Linked DNA regions of Homo sapiens: region 2 is linked to region 1. A link is a contact called in ENCODE Hi-C or POLR2A ChIA-PET data. All regions are on one chromosome and are shown on one strand. The core of a region is the stretch at or near the end of the contact, and the rest is flanking DNA. Distances in the headings are between cores, read along the strand shown. Region 1 overlaps LOC107985365 (a long non-coding RNA gene). Region 2 has its middle 24 kb from the start of SNORA14B.

What was found. A loop is a pair of places that touch in the nucleus more often than their neighbours do. ChIA-PET counts read pairs that join two places held with the same protein, here RNA polymerase II (POLR2A). Pooled maps may share reads with other maps.
Region 2: a map with no recorded cell type shows a loop between it and region 1 (5-fold over the local background). The contact joins two enhancer-like sites. A Hi-C loop is called at or near these places in 1 of 37 single-sample maps with no recorded cell type and 2 of 50 pooled maps. POLR2A ChIA-PET finds 5 or more read pairs at or near these places in 2 of 52 experiments (H1 and activated B cell).

Annotation. Positions count from the first base shown.
Region 1 is chr1:234,843,196-234,845,927 of GRCh38, reverse strand. All of the region lies in intron 2 of LOC107985365 (a long non-coding RNA gene), which reads left to right. Among named protein-coding and RNA genes, the nearest start is that of LINC02961, 85 kb to the right of the region's middle. Within about 2 kb of position 1,272, at least 15 of the 41 ENCODE cell types and tissues checked have a DNase peak (open chromatin) inside an H3K27ac peak, as active enhancers do.
Region 2 is chr1:235,102,762-235,105,712 of GRCh38, reverse strand. No RefSeq gene overlaps it. Among named protein-coding and RNA genes, the nearest start is that of SNORA14B, 24 kb to the left of the region's middle. RefSeq lists an enhancer at 504-643 and a silencer at 1,264-1,433. Within about 2 kb of position 1,317, at least 7 of the 41 ENCODE cell types and tissues checked have a DNase peak (open chromatin) inside an H3K27ac peak, as active enhancers do.

The sequences.
Region 1 (2,732 bases), core at 23-2,522:
TTTCTAGAGGTAACATATGGTACTTTTTCAAATATGCCTGGTCTTTTAAATTTATTTTCTCAAAATTTTGATTTCTCCTTTTACATTTCAGTTATGTTAACAACAATTCATATCCTCCTTCTGATAGTTCTATTAGCTGATGTTCTGGGGGTTCTGGGGACTCATTACCTGTGCCGCCCGTTGTGTCTGTTTATTCTTGTTTGTAGTGCACTCTTGCTCATGTCTCTAAACGCATTTTGTAATTTTCGATTGTGAGCTTCTATTTAAAAGAATGTGCTCACTATGGGAATCTTGTGTGGCAGAGGTTGAAGATTGGTTTCTATAGAGAAGTTTTTTATTTGTTTTGGCAAGTGCTCTTGTGATATTGGGACTCCTTTTATGTTAATTAATTGACGTAGCTTTCCTAGACCATACAGGTGAGTAAACTTAAGCTCCAAACCCATGTGAAGTGTGGTCTGTGGTTATGAAACTTGAGGTGACCTTGTTTTCCCTCAGCGGATCTCCCACTGCTCAGGCAGCCAAGTGTCAGCACTTTTTCTTGTGCTCAGACCTTCTTTATACTCAGTCTCTGGGATTTCCTTCACTCATTTCAGCTGTGCTTTTAACACCACACTTATTATTTTTCTACAGCATATTTAGGCGTTTCTGTGGCCAGAAGCTTTTCAGATTCTCCTCTAAGATATTGCCAAAATGATAGTTCTTGTCATCCTGAATTTCTGAACACAGAAAAAGTTTTCCCACGATGATTACAGATTTTGAGATCTCTCTAGATACTAGGGACATCTTTAGAAAGCAGGCCAAGAGCCTTGACCAAACTTACGGCAATTCTATTGTACTGATCAGAAAATATCACTTACTTTTGCATGTAGATTTTATTTAGATGAGAGTTAGGTTTTGTTTTGCAAAGAAAATAGCTAATGTATTCTTTGCTAAGAATGACGGTGATACACAGCGGTTGGATTTATTTAATAAAATGTGAGATGTTAAGAAAAAAATCTTAGGAATTTGAAGACACTGAGAGTGTTCAATGCAAAAAAAAAAAAAAAAAAGGCAGAGAGAGAGGGTGTTTCAGTTGCCTGCACCATACATACTCGCTGGTTCCGAATAATGCAAGGATTTCTCTCTTCTGTTCCGGTCTTTTGATGTTGAGTTTCCTGCCCCTTAAATATCTGCTTTACCAGAAAATGAGAAAGTCTTCACCCAAAAAAACAGCACAGAAGTGAAGCCAAGTGACTGTAAAAGGTTTCATAGCCTGGTCAACAGGGAGGCAGCTGGCGATCACTTCCTGCCTCACCCTGGAGGAAGGAGCTACTAAGGAAAGGGACGTCTAAGCTGAAACAACTTCAGGTGGTTCCTGTCCCTCTCTAGAGACTTTAAAGTCTCACTGCATGGAATGCCCTTGATATCCAGACTGGGAAAATCTAAGCCTGTGGACCAGGAAGAAAAGTCATTCATTTATTCATTCGTTTATCACTCCTACTACTCATGAGAGTCAAGTGAGGGCTGTCTGGGGACTTAGGGTAGGAAACTTTCAATATGGCTAGATATATGCACTTAACTATTTCTTTTTCTTTTGGATTGACAGTCTTATTTACTCTGAATACAGGGCATTCATAATGCTCATTGTTGCTGCTACTATTCTGTGAACACATGTTTAGAAAAAAACGTGGTGCAACGGTATGGGAATTCTGAGTTCACTTGTTCATCCATTTTTTTCTTTAAATAACATTTATCCAGTGGTATGTTATATAGAGCTTTGTACTGGGTGGAGTGGGGCTAAAAAGATGAATGATAAATAGTTTCTACCCTTAGGAATCTCAGTCTAATACCATGTGGGGGATGGGGCAGTATATTTACAGAAAGAAATGCTACATGGGGCATATTTAACCCACAAATGATCTAACTGAAGAATCAGAATAAATATTTCCATACATTTTAATTGTGGTAAAATATACACAACATAAAATTTACCGTTTGAAGCTTTTTTTTTTTTTTTGTAGACAGAGTCTTGCTCTGTTGCCCAGGCTGGAGTGCAATGGCACGATCTTGGCTCACCACAACCTCTGCCTCCTGGGTTCAAGCGATTCTCCTGCCTCAGCCTCCTGAGTAGCGGGGATTACAGGCGTGCACCATCATGCCCAGCTAATTTTGCATTTTTGGTAGAGATGGGGTTTCTCCATGTTGGTTAGTCTGGTCTCAAACTTCTGATCTCAGGTGAACCGCCCACATCAGCCTCCCAAAGTGCTGGGATTACAGGCATGAGCCACTGCACCTGGCCTATTTGAAGCATTTTTAAGCGTACCATTTGGTGGCATTCATTAAGTACATTCACATTATGGTGCAAACATCACCATCATCCCGGAAGCCTTTGCATCTTTCCAAACTGAAACTGTACCCATTAAACACGAACTTCTCATTCCCCTCCCCCTAGTCCCTGGCACCCACCATTCTACTTTCTGTCTCTGTGACTTTGACTCCTCTAGGTGCCTCATACAAGTGGAATCATTCAGCAGTTGTCTTTTTGCATATTGCCTGTCCAAAACTTTTTGAATGGAAAGAAGTATGTTTTACAGAAACAGGAAAGTCCCAGCCTTGTCTCTGACTGCTTCACCCCTTGGTTCAGCCCAGTGAAAGCTGGTCAACTTTCCTTAATGCTCTGAGATCCGTAATAGCACAACCATTTTAGTATCTTTCTCTGAAGACTGCAACACGCTGTCATGATATTAGTCAAC
Region 2 (2,951 bases), core at 68-2,567, 260 kb before region 1:
CAATTCTCCTGTCTCAGCCTCCCGAGTGGCTGCGACTACAGGCATGTGCCACCATGTACAAATACATTTTTGTATTTTTAGTAGAGACAGGGTTTCACCATGTTGGTGAGGCTGGCTTTGAACTCACAACCTCAAGTGATCGGCCCTTCTTGGCCTCCCAAAGTGCTGGGATTACAGGCTTGAGCCACTGCGCCTGGCTTTTTTTTTTTTTTTTTTTTTTTTAACTGTTTTTCACTGCTGTATCCTCAGTACACAGAATGGTTTGTAACACGAGACAGACACCTCAGTAAAAGCCAGATGAGGGCTAGTATTAGTAAAACCTGTCAGACTGTTGCATTTGAAAAACGAAACAAAAACGTTGGTTCCAGGGCACTAACCACCATGAAATACAGTAAGTGTACATCTCGGTTATAGTTTACTCCCTACCCACAGCCTTCCTCTCCCACAGCGGAGAAACAATAGTGAATTAGTTTCTTTCTCAGAGAGACTTGAGGTATGTGATGAAAGACAAGTCCAAGAAACAGTGAAGCCAGCTTTGCAGACATCAGCCCTAGAACCAATGGTATTATTTCCCAGTGCAAATGATAATTACTCCGACCTACTCATCAAGACAAGAAAAAGCATCTCTGATCAATTTTCAAAAGAGGCTGGGTTGGTGTAATTATAGTTAATAATACCCATCTACGGAGCTGTTGCCCCTGACACACACACCCTTGAGTTGTCAGCCTCAGACTTCCATTTCTAGCACCTGTAAGCTGGTCAAGTTGTGTGCACTGTAATGTGTCACCATGAAACGAAAGAGAAGTACCAGGTGAGCTCTCTCTCTCTCTGTGTATATACGTGTGTGTGTGTGTGTGTGTGTGTGTGTGTGTGTGTGTGTGTGTGTGTACGCCTTGCCTGAAAATGATTTAAAGCTACTAACCGGGCCCCATGGAAATTCAGTCTCATTGCATAGGGCTCCAGGCAACTGAGTTACTGGACACTACACCAGGTCTTGGGTTTTTTGAGATAAAAAATCAGCAAAGTATGTGTAAAGTAACATTTCTTACAAAAATAGATTTCTCTCTTCTCTCAACATGGCATCAGTTTTTTCAATATATTGGCAAAGTGGATCCATCCACGGTTCTGGGTCCTGGCTGTGCGTCCGATCGCCTTTGTCAGCTGGGGGAAGACTCAGGGTGACTTGAGCCAGGAGGACCGCGGAGTGGACAGCCGGTACCGCGCGCTCCCCTTTCCCTTGTTCTAAACTGGGCTGGAGAAGTTCATAGGATTTGCTCCGTCTGTACCGCGTGCGCTGTGAGCGTTTTCATCAGGGCAGCAGCAGACGCGAAGGAGCGCGCTGGCGCCCTCTGGCGGCGATCCTAGGGTGCGTCCGCGCCGTGCCTACCCCCCGGCCTCCGGGAGCCTCGAGCCCCAGCGCGACTGTGATTCTGCCAATTACAGCGATCATCATAGCGAAATGAAAATGCTCCGATTATTTGTTTATAAATAAAACCGTTCCTCCTGGAAAATGTGCCAGGATGACATTTTGTGAAGTCCTGTTTCCAGTCTTCGTGAATTAAAATTCTAGATGGGAAACTACCAGACAGGAGAAGATAATTGAAAAGGATAGTTGAAAGGACTTCTGACTTGTCCAAGAAGAGACGCAATTCCAGGTTAATCTTCAGAGTGAGTCAAAGCAACGTAAGTATGATCTTTTTCTACGAAAGGCAAAGAATAAAATGTGGCAGAGGGTTTCTACAACTCCTTACCTTCCCAGTTCTGTAGAATCACCCTACAAAAATAGAGGGGCAGCTGTGGGGTGGCGGAACGAACACGGTTTTTAGAAGCAGGGGCTTGGGTTTGAGTTCTAAATGTGCAGCGTACTGGGGCACTTAACTTCTCTGAGGCTTAGGTGCCTCATTTCCAAAGGGCATGAGAATATCTTCTTTTTTTTTTTTTTTCCTTTTTTTGAGACGGAATCTCGCTCTGTCGCCCAGGCTGGAGTGCAGTGGCGCGATCTCGGCTCACTGCAGCCTCCGCCTCCTGGGTTCCAGGGATTCTTGTGTCTCAGCCTCCCAAGTAGTTGGGACTACAGGCACGAGCCACCACGCCCAGCTAATTTTTGTATTTCTAGTAGAGACTGGGTTTCACCTGGGGTGGGGGGAGGGGGGAGGGATAGCATAGGAGATATACCTAATGTAAATGACGAGTTAATGGGTGCAGCACACCAACACGGCACATGTATACATATGTAACAAACCTGCACGTTGTGCACATGTACCCTAGAACTTAAAGTATAATTAAAAAAAAAAAAAAGGCACACCTGAAATGCCAGCTGCTCCTCTGAGACAGGCGGCTCCCTCAGCCAGCTCAGCTGTTCTAGCAAAAAGGCGTTTGATTCTGGGCCAAGCCCAGAATAGGGATTGTCTCCTCATACTATGCCTCTGGCTTCCTGGAGTACAGATTTATGGCTTCTGAATGTGGGAGGAGAAAAAAAAATCCTTAAATCTAAGTCAAAAGCCTGCTAGAACTACTCTCTACAGCTAAACAGAAATGAGCTACAAACTCCTGTCGTGCGGCTTAAATGGAGAAACTTGTGAAGGGATCTGGTTTTGGGTTACTGACATGCTTGAAGGTGCTCATGAGTGGTGGTTTTCCTGTCTTCAAAGTAAATTTTAGGAACAATAAGTTCACTTTGATCATTATCTCTAGGTTATGGGGTTATGGATGGATTTTTTTTTTTTTTTTTTTTGAGATGGAGTCTCACCCTGTCGCCCAGGCTGGAGTGCAGTGGCGTGATCTCAGCTCACTGCAACCTCTGCCTCCCAGGTTCAAGTGATTCTCCTGCCTCAGCCTCCCCAGTAGCTGGGACTACAGGTGCCTGCCACCACGCCTGGCTAATTTTTGTATTTAGTAGAGACGAGGTTTCACCATATTGGCCAGGCTGGTCTCAAACTCCTGACCTCAGG